Regions from separate parts of the Homo sapiens genome. Here region 2 is linked to region 1. Evidence: read pairs that join two places in POLR2A ChIA-PET (ENCODE). Cell type or tissue: MCF 10A. All regions are shown on one strand. Links, peaks and the distances in the headings refer to the core of each region. The heading gives the core; the rest is flanking DNA.

Region 1 (5,059 bases), core at 454-4,453:
CCACTGAACATTCTGGCAATCTAAAAATATCCAGCAAGCACACCACTTTCCTTTGAACTGAGAGGTGCTGTCAGTAGGAAAGCTACTTGTCTATGTCCTGAGAAAGGGGCACTCTGGAAAGACTGGGTCCTTCCGCATTTTATGTATTAGTGTCAGCACACTGCGTTTTTGTGTGCCATTTGGTAATTTCTTCTGGAAAATCCTACTCAGGGAGACATATGGCCGTTATAACCTGGCGCTTTAGAGAACACACAATGCTGTCATCGTCTCAGAGATTTTCTGTCCAAAATGCTTGTAGTAATGAAGAGTATTCTCAACCATTACCACAGAGTTTAAAAATGTGTTCTCCTGGCCGGGGGTGGTGGCTCACACCTGTAATCCCAGCAGTTTGGGAGTCCAGTGCGGGTGGATCACAAGGTCAGGAGTTCGAGACCAGCCTGGCCAATATGGTGAAACCCCATCTCTACTAAAAGTACAAAAATTAGCTGGGCATGGTGATGGGAGCCTGTAGTCCTAGTTACTTGGGAGGCTGAGGCAGGAGAATCGCTTGAACCCAGGAGGCAGAGGTTGCAGTGAGCTGAGATTGCACCACTGCACTCCAGCCTGGGCAACAGAGCGAGACTCTGTCTCAAAAAATAAAAATTAAAATTAAAATGTGGCCTCCTTAATACAGCATCTGCAAGTCTTGCTGCATGCTTGTGAATTACTTGGGGGGATAGCATATAAATGGGCAAAGTCCACCTCATTTTAGATAAGATTTCATTGGCTATTTCCTAATGTTTTATTTTAATGAAATAATGAAAAGAGATGTCATTGTGGATTCTTTTTTAATGCCCATGAATGGTTTCTAGTGACATTGTATGGGGACAAAACATACACAGCAGATCTTGCCACCAACAGCATTCCCACAACTGTTTTCTTCCTGCAGATCCTACTTGCATTCCACACATGTCCACTCCCGGTATCAGCCTCGCCGACCCCCTGACCCATGGCACAGGCTCATCAGCCCTCAATATTGTTAAGTGGAAAAATGAAAGAGTTTTTATTATTACAAAAGTAATACATACTCATTAGACAATGTCAGTAAATTGTACCAAAAAAAAAAAAAAAAGGAAAACCTAGAAAACAAACATAATCCCACGTGGCTGGACATGGGATTTTTGACTCATTGCTGTAGAGCTTTCTAGATACGTTTTACATGTATACGCAAACCCACATGTCCGCAATTTTAACAGAGACGAGTTTATGCTGATGGGCTTTTTTTTTTTTTTTTTTTACCAGTTTTTCACCCTTAATTGTGTGTCACAAACATCTTTGCATTTCTCTAACGCCATGTTTAATGATGACCATTTGTCAGGGTGTGCCATGACTTATGTAAATGTGTATCTTGCGGAATGATGATAATTTTCCCACGGCCGAATTTTTCCTGTGTTCCTGACTTTTCTCTAAAAAGAAAAATTCCTAGAAGAGGAAGTTAGAGAGTCAAAGCATGTGCATGTTTTTAAAGCTTTTGTCAAGCCTGTCCATGTGAAGAGACCACCAAACAGGCTCTGTGTGAGCAATAAAGCTGTTTATTCACTTGGGTGCAAGTGGGCTGAGTCCAAAAAGAGAGTCAGCGAAGGGAGATAGGAGAGGGGCAGCTTTATAGGACTTGGGTAGGCAGTGGAAAGTTACAGTTAAAGGAGGTTATCTATTGTTAGCAGAGGAGGGGATTACAAGGTGCATGGTGGGGAGATCATAAGACTCATTGTCCGAAAGAAGAATGTCACAAGGTCAACTGATCAGTTGGGGCAGGGCCAGAACAAGTCATAATGGTGGAATGTCATAAGGTTGGTCAATCAGTTATGGCAGGAGCTGGCTGTTTCACTTCTTTTGTGGTTTTTCTTTGGCTGCTTCAGACTTCTTGGCTCCTGCAGGCCATCTGGACGTATATGTGCAGGTCACAGGGGTTATAATGGCTGAGCTTCGACTCAGAGGCCTGACAGCTTTGCATCCAACACTTATCCTCAACTCTAAGAAGTACCTTTTTGTGTATTTTAACATTTCTGAAATCAGGATATTGTAAATTGATGTGGATGTTTACAATGGTAGTATGATGGAGCTTTTCTTTCTTTGGTCAAGCCACTATTAAATTGAAGGTGCTTTTTACCATTAATGTCATCTTAGAATGGAGGCATTTCAGTCCTGTTAAATTACCTCCCAGCAAACAATTGTGCCAGTGTGCAGAGCCTCCCACCGAGTGCAGCTGCCCCCTTCCCCAGCCCCTCCCTTTTCAGCTTTGCCAAATGAGAAGCAATATTGTTTCTTATTTATCAAGTCAGTGCGTTTCTATATTTATGACTCACTCATGATTAATTACCATTAACATCTCTCTTAGCAGTTATAATTTTGGTATGACTTTTTGTTTTCCATGTAGATTATGACTCTGTAAAAAATTGTGAAACCATATTTATAAAAATATAAAGACATTTTAATGACAAATATAGCATACTCATTATAGAGGCTTTTATGTAAATATAATTTGGTGATCTTAATTTGAAATAAATCTTAATTAAATTTCTCTGAAGTCCCATTTTGTTAAAAATATCCAACGAGCCTAAACCTTGGCTGGCCTAAGCTCATGATGTTTCCAAGTCAGCAAGAAGCTCTGTCCTTACCCGTAGCAGCAGTGCCGAGACGCTCCTCTTCAGTTCTGTCTGCATTTCCAAGTCCATCAATGATGGTGCAATTGTGTTGACATAATTCATTGCCTGAGAAATGCTTACAGATTTGCAAATTCCAGATTGTGGTAACATGATTGAACATGACTCGGCGTGAATCACTGATTGACAGAAACAAGTTGTATGTACATTTGAAATGCTTGCTCATCACTGAACACAAAGAGAGAAGGATCCATTTTGCCTGCAGAGAATGGAAATGACTGGGGCCAAAGGAGTTTTTGTTGAAAGTCACTGTATTGCCATTAACCCAAAACATATTTCCTTCGGGCTAATACTAAGAAGCCACTTTGTTGTGCTATATAGAGCATTGCACTCAAAATCCTGTGGTTACTGATATTATAAAGCAGAACTTAGGGTACCATTCAAAGAAACAAAATAGGAAGTTCCTATCAAGTTACAGTGATTGAAGCATTTAAAAAGTTTCTATATACTGAGCAGACATCTCGCCCTAAAAGAAGAACTTGAAAGCAACCACCTTACGTTTTTGGTGGATTTGAGAAAAATAGCTAAAATGTGCCCATAGTGGATCAGCACCCTTTTAGATAACATCAAACTAAACTTCATGACTTTGAAAAAAATTGAGAAAAGTAGATGCTAAGTGGGAAGATTTTACTGTAAACCAACACCTCAAATCAAGTGTGTGTATATATATATATGTATATATGTGTATATGTATATATGTGTGTATATATGTATGTATATATATGTGTATATATATGTGTGTATATATGTATATATATGTGTGTGTATATATGTGTATATATATACGTATGTATAAAGGAACAAAACATAAAGCCAGGAGATTGTGAGGGTCATTTCCATCCACAGACCAATCCCCAGCTTCCCTTATCAGGTTCTTTCCCAGTGCTCTTAAGGAGGTGGGTTTACTCCCATGCTGAGCCAGTGTCAGATATATGTTTATTTTAGATCCTTGAAATTAACTTGACATTCCTCTTCAGCAAAGAAAAGCATCATTTTCCAAATTAGTGGGAGCAAAAGTCTACTTTAAAAGAAAAATCTATTTGGACTGCCAAATTGGTAGGAACAGGCATAGACTTGGCAGTTAACCCTTCTGCTGATCCCCTGTTGCCACTTCTCAAATGGCCCAACGGGTACGAGACTTGGAACACGAGCCTGCCTGGCTGTGAGCACTCATGGACCCTCAGTTTCCCTTCCCTTTCTCCTGGAAGCTGGCCCAAAATGCTGATTATGGTGGACCCAAATTTATTTATTTATTTATTTATTTATTTATTTATTTATTTATTTTTAATTTTTATTTTATTTTATTTTTTAGACAGGGTCTTGCTTTGTCACCCAGGCTGGAGTGGGGTGCAATGGCACGATCTTGGGTCACTACAACCTGCACATCTTGGGTTCAAGCAATTCTCCTGCCCCAGCCTCCCAAGTAGCTGGGATTACAGATGTGTGCCACCATGCCTGGCTAATTTGTGCATTTTCGGTAGAGACGGGGTTTCACCATGTTGGCCAGGCTGGTCTCGAACTCCTGACCTCAATTGATCCACCTGCCTCAGCCTCCCAAAGTGCTGAGATTACAGGCATGAGCCACCATGCCCAGTCAGACCCACTTTTAAACAGCAATTTTGAAAAAGAGGGGCATGAACACAGGATGGCAAATGACGACTAATGACTTTTCCCCCAAATCCCATTGTAAATCTTGTCACTGTGTGACCAAGCCTATTTCACCCACTGCCATTTGTTCCTGGCCCATAATAAAGTAAAGGCCTGTGAGATATTTGGAGAGATAAATCAGCATTCAGTTTAAAGAGTCAGAGCTGGAGGAGAAGGTGGGAAGCAATGTTATCATTTAGTCTATCTTCCTGCCTTCAATGAAAATATAAAACATTAAACGTATATCAGACCATCCCAGTAAGAGAAGAATTAGTCCCCCTTTTTATGACTTTACAGAAACATATACTTTTCTGCTGGAACTCCATTCCATTGCAGTATTTACGGCTTCGCATTCTGTTTTTAGAAGTATGTTGCTACCGACTTGAAAGAGGATGTCAGGTTCTCTGTAGCAATAAAGGGGCAGGTGTGGCCATCTGTGCCATTTCAGTGACTTATCTGAATAAGCATTTCAATCCTTAGAAACAGAGCCTTCCCATGGAAAATGCTTGATTTTGACTTGCGTCATTGTGCAGGGAGTGATATACACCATGATAAATTTTCCTGCAGAAAAGTCTTTCTGAACACAGAGCCATAGAAATGAATTCTTACAGATAATGTAAACTTAGAGACACCCTGACACATTTTTGTTCTCTTAATTTTGAATCTTAACTAAATTTTGCAGATGCCATTGGGGTCACTGAGACAAGAAA
Region 2 (5,059 bases), core at 325-4,324, 56 kb before region 1:
TACTCCAAGCTGCAAGAGTCAGTGATTGAAGGGCTTTCTAACCTCTGCAGCTCACCTGGAGAGGATCGCAGCCTATCGCTTTTGTTGACCACAAGGACCTGAGCTCTGCAGAAGCAGTTGTCACCTCCTTGAAGAGCTAAGGCTTCCAAGGAGATATTTTGTGGGTCGAACTGGCTAAGCAAAGGGGAGCAAGTGACCCAGCAAGCAACAGGTGGGGAAGCCAAGGTGGAGGAACTTGTGTATTGCCTGATGGTTTTACCTGACATTTGACTAATTCGTTTCACTGGGGATTCATAAGAGACCTTAGGGGCCTGTATGTCAGAATTTGAGGTGTGACTTACTTTGGAGCCCTTCAAGGCATTATTTAATTATTTGGTAATTCATTTTTCTATTTGTCTGCTAATGAACATGAGTTTACACTTTCTGAGAAATTACCAATACCAAGACTGTAGTTACACAAAGAAGTTCAATGATTTCCTTAGGCTAGGTGGGCATAGGATGGTGTTGACTGCAGATGGGCGTGAGAAAACCTTTTTCAGAACATGGAAAGGTTATAAAATACATCCTGATTGTAGTGGTGCATATATTGCCAAAACTCATCAAAGTATACAATTAAAACTGACATATTTCATATTATATAAATGATATATAGATGAAGTTTCTTTAAAAAAGAAAATCTGAGATTCAAAGTTTCCAGGAATGAAATGTGACTTCCATAGGAATTGGCCAACTCCATCAGTTTTCCCAATCCAATCCCTGGCTTGAGAAAGTACCAGCTGGGCATGGTGGCCCACGCCTGTAATTCCAGCACTTTGGGAGGCTGAGGTAGGCAGATTACCTGAGGTCGGGAGTATAAGACCAGCCTGACCAACATGGAGAAACCCTGTCTCTACTAAAAATACAAAATTAGCTGGACGTGGTGGTACATGCCTGTAATCCCAGCTACTAAGGAGGCTGAGACAGGAGAATCTCTTGAACCCAGGAGGCGGATGTTGTGGTAAGCCAAGATTGCACCATTGCACTCCAGCCTGGGCAACAAGAGCAAAACTCTGAGCCAAGATCACACCATTGCACTTCAGCCTGGGCAACAAGAGCGAAACTCCTTCTCAAAAAAACAAAAACAAAAACAAAAACAAAAAAAACCCTAAAGGTCTCTGTATGTTGATGTCTACCATCCTAGCTCTATGGAGTACAGTATCTTAAATATAAGTGAATAATACTATAATATTGTGGGATAGTTGCAGGGCTTGGATTTAGGTGCTTCCAAAATTTGGATGGAAATGTTGGAAAAGTGATCACTAGATAAAGATTATACTTCCAAAGTGGACACTTGATCTTTACCACTGTGTATGCAGTTCTGATGTTGCTTTAGCTGGGGCTGAGTTTCAGCCAAGTCTTTCCAGCTTATAGTACATTGAATTTCTCATTCATGCTGAATCAAAACTTTGGCCTTTACCTGTAAAGTTTCAGTCCATGGGAACCAAGAAATGGGAATACTCCATATCTGGATATCAAGATGGTCAAAGAAAGCATCTGGTAGGTATAGTGTAGGTTGATGTAAAGATCCCTCCAACCTTGGTAGTTGATGCCCTCAGAAAAGTGCTGCCAGATCCCAAATGCATCCTGTCCAAAATCAAGGAGGGGCAGGATGATATGGCCAATTTCAGGATTTTTAATGTCTTCTTAGACTCAGTTGACCTCTGGAAAACATGATTCAAGAGCCAGTTAGGCAGGATCAGTAAGGATAAGCCAGGTAGAACCAAACAGTCGTCATTCTGAAAGCTGGGAAAGTTTTGGCATCCTTGGTAACAAGGGAGGAGGGGTCAGGAGAGGCACCAGCTGACAGTGAAGCTGACCTGGCAGTCACCTTCCAGAGGCCGTGCTGAATCTGGATGCCTCAGGAATTCTACTGGTGCCCCATGCCACCTTCTTCAATAATATATCACTGACCACTCCAGCCAGAAGGGCTCACACTGACCTTGGAACCCCTTGGTGCTCAGTCACCCATAATTCTCATTAGGTAGTTTTTTCTCTATTTAGTATTTATGTAAGTATTTATCTCTCTGACTTTCCTGTTGCTTCCAGTACATTGCAGTCTACTATACATAGAACTTCTGACATCTTCATGCCCCTATAGCCTACTGTAGTGCCTTGTTAATACTAAGTGCTCTACCAAACAAAAAAACTGAGTGAAGAAATCCTGAGGAAATAGAAAATATTATTGGCCTCAGACCTATTAAGCCAGTTTAGAACAAAAAAATCATGGATTATTTAAAGTATGCCAATTTTGGGATGAAAGTGTATTCTGTGTGTTTTTATTGCTACCGTTCTCCAGAGAAACAGGGTGATATTTTCCAGCTACAGAATGTTTTAGCAGCAATTCCCAACGAATTCAGCTTATTTTTCAGCAAGTTAACCTCTGTTAATGACATATTAAATTTTGATTTTTTTAATATGATCACCCTGGGGAGACATTCAAAGTAGACCTTTTAAAATAAGGGTGAGCTATATTGCTGATCAGACATCATGGTGTCATTTCACTTCAGAGAATATTTTTCCAGAAAGACACACATTTTAATGACTGGTCAAACATACTAACCATCTTATCTTTGCTTTGGGCCATATAACTAATTTAGCTAGTCATTAGCTTCAAGGTAATGGAAGAGCACGTTCTACAGTATTAACTGAATACCAAATCAGCTCCTAAAATACCTCTCCCTGTGGTATTTCGACTGAAAAATGCCAGCTTATGCCAGCTTATAAACCACAGATAGCTGGAAGTTCAGGTGATTCAGAATAAAAGCATGCTGTCTAGATAACATTGTTAGATGTAAATGATTCAGGCTCACTTTTGATCTGATCTCTCTAGATGGACTAGACTTTGGTCATATTGGAAGACAGTAGAGGCTAATATTGTGCAAAGATGAAAAGGATGAGACAAAGCATGTGTAGGTCCCTACCGTAGTGAGTCCCCGCTCATTGCAGGTGGCGGCATTTGGCACTGTTGACTGTTCCCTCCCCTGCTAGCTTGTGGGTGCCCTTCTCACCCACCTTTCCAGCCATCTTCCCCCACCATTGCCATCCTTCACAGCCCACATTGCAAGCTAGTCTTCCACCTGCCCTTTAACCGCTGTTATTTTCAAGGTGACCATCCTTGGTCCTCTCTTCAAGCCAAGCCCTCCCTCAGACCTTCTCGTGTATTTCTGCAGTTCTGACTGCCTATAGTTGATAGGCCCCAAGTCTGTGTCTCTAACTAGACCATTCTCTAGAGCTCCTGGATTATACTTCACATTGCCTACTGGATACCTCCATTTGGAATTTTCATAAGCATTTCAAATGTAAAATGTCAATATTTGAGCTCATTTTTCCACCTCTTCCCTCACCCACATGCAACCCTGTCCTGTCTCTTCTTACCTCGGTCCTTGCAATGAGTGGCACTTAGAATCCTCCGTGCATGTATTCCAGACCCTTTTATCTCCAGTGGCTGACTGATAACTGATTGATTCCAGAAGGCCAGTGATTCCTGCATCCACCTCCTCTTTCCTATTAACTCAGGGTCCCCACTCTTTACCTCAACTACTGGAACAACCTACACTCTTCCTGCCTTGAGTGTATTCCCCCTAGTAATCCATCCTTTATCCCCATACCATAAAATATGCTCATAACACCCCCCATAAAGTGATTCCCTAGAGCTTAAAAACCTCAGCTCCTTAAGACCATCTACTTTGTTTTCTGGACCCTCTGGCCTCATCTTCCACCTACCCTCCCTCTCCACCATCCCCCTCATCTCCAGCGACACCTTATACTTAACTCATGTTGAACCATTTCCGGGTCCGGAACTCACTGAGTACTTTTCAGACCTCCAGACCTTTGCACAGGCCGCTGCTTCCTCTGAGCCACTGGCTAGCAAAACTCTTTCTCTGTCCCTGAGGACAAACTTGACGTTCAGTTCTGTTTTCTGAAAAACTGATGCAGGTGGAATGTTTATGGGGTTAATAGACAGTAAGTACTTATGATAAAGATGACTCTTGGACCGGGCATGGTGGCTCACACCTGTAGTCCCAGTACTTTGGGAAGCCAAGGCAGGCAGATCATGAGGTCAGGTGATCAAGACCATCCTGGCCAACATGGTGAAACCCCGTCTCTGCTAAAAAAAAAAAAGAAAGAAAAATTAGCTGGGCGTGGTGGTGCGTACCTGTAGTCCCAGCTACTTGGGAGGCCGAGGCAGGAGAATTGCTTGAACCAGGGAGTCTGAGATTGCAGTGGGCCGAGATTGTGACACTGCACTCCAGCCTGGCGACAGAACGAGACTCCATCTGAAGAAAAAAAAAAAAAAGATAACTCTTGGTTGGTGTGTGGGATCTTGACAGGCAGGACTGTAAATGAACTATAAATACCTGGGAGAAGCCACAGCTGTGGACATCCCTGGAAGTCATGCTCACGGCGATGAAGTTGTGTCTTCTTCAGCTTGGCCTTGTGCCCCCGGAACTCCTGCCAGCACATGTGGCACCTGGGGCTTCTACCCCAGCATTGCTCCTTACCTACCAGCATGTCTCCTTCCCCAAACCCAAGTGATCACGGGGGTTCAGAGAAGTGTCCCCTGGCCCTTCCTGCTGATATGCTGCTTCTTGTCCTGTGTCCTTCTAAATGACTCCAATGCCAAGTATAGCCCATTATATTCCAGAGATCCTAAATGGATATTTGGGCCTGAGACTATCCAGAGGGAGTATGGCACCTCCTTTGCCCATTATTCCCAAGCAATATCTAACCCACTTTTCAAGATCTTGGTCAAAGGCACTCTCCTCTGTAAACACACGGTGCCCATCAACAAGAATTAAATAAAATAATCTTTTGTTGCAACCTCTGTGACATCCTAAAATAACACGGATTATATTCCTATTATAAACTTTGGTTGTATTACCACCAAAATCTGTCCTCTAAGCAGATGACTTATTGAGGGTAGGATCAATTGCTGTTTATATTTGTTCGTACTATTCCTGCACCATGCCTGCTTCACCCTGTGGGGACACATTAAAAGTTGAATGGTTGGATGAATGGA

What was found. Peaks named below come from ENCODE experiments on the same cell type or tissue, not always from the same donor. Only the 100,000 strongest peaks of a DNase experiment are listed, where the experiment ranks them.
Region 2: POLR2A ChIA-PET joins it to region 1 with 6 read pairs; 3 of 35 experiments call an interaction of 5 or more read pairs at or near these places.

The regions. Positions count from the first base shown.
Region 1 is chr6:161,404,535-161,409,593 of GRCh38, reverse strand. The region is part of intron 9 of PRKN (parkin RBR E3 ubiquitin protein ligase); the gene reads left to right. Among named protein-coding and RNA genes, the nearest start is that of AGPAT4, 130 kb to the right of the region's middle. In MCF 10A, for the core only: no CTCF peak of the experiment used is centred there; DNase peaks (open chromatin) are centred at 1,863 and 2,763.
Region 2 is chr6:161,460,029-161,465,087 of GRCh38, reverse strand. The region is part of intron 9 of PRKN (parkin RBR E3 ubiquitin protein ligase); the gene reads left to right. Among named protein-coding and RNA genes, the nearest start is that of AGPAT4, 190 kb to the right of the region's middle. In MCF 10A, for the core only: no CTCF peak of the experiment used is centred there; no DNase peak of the experiment used is centred there.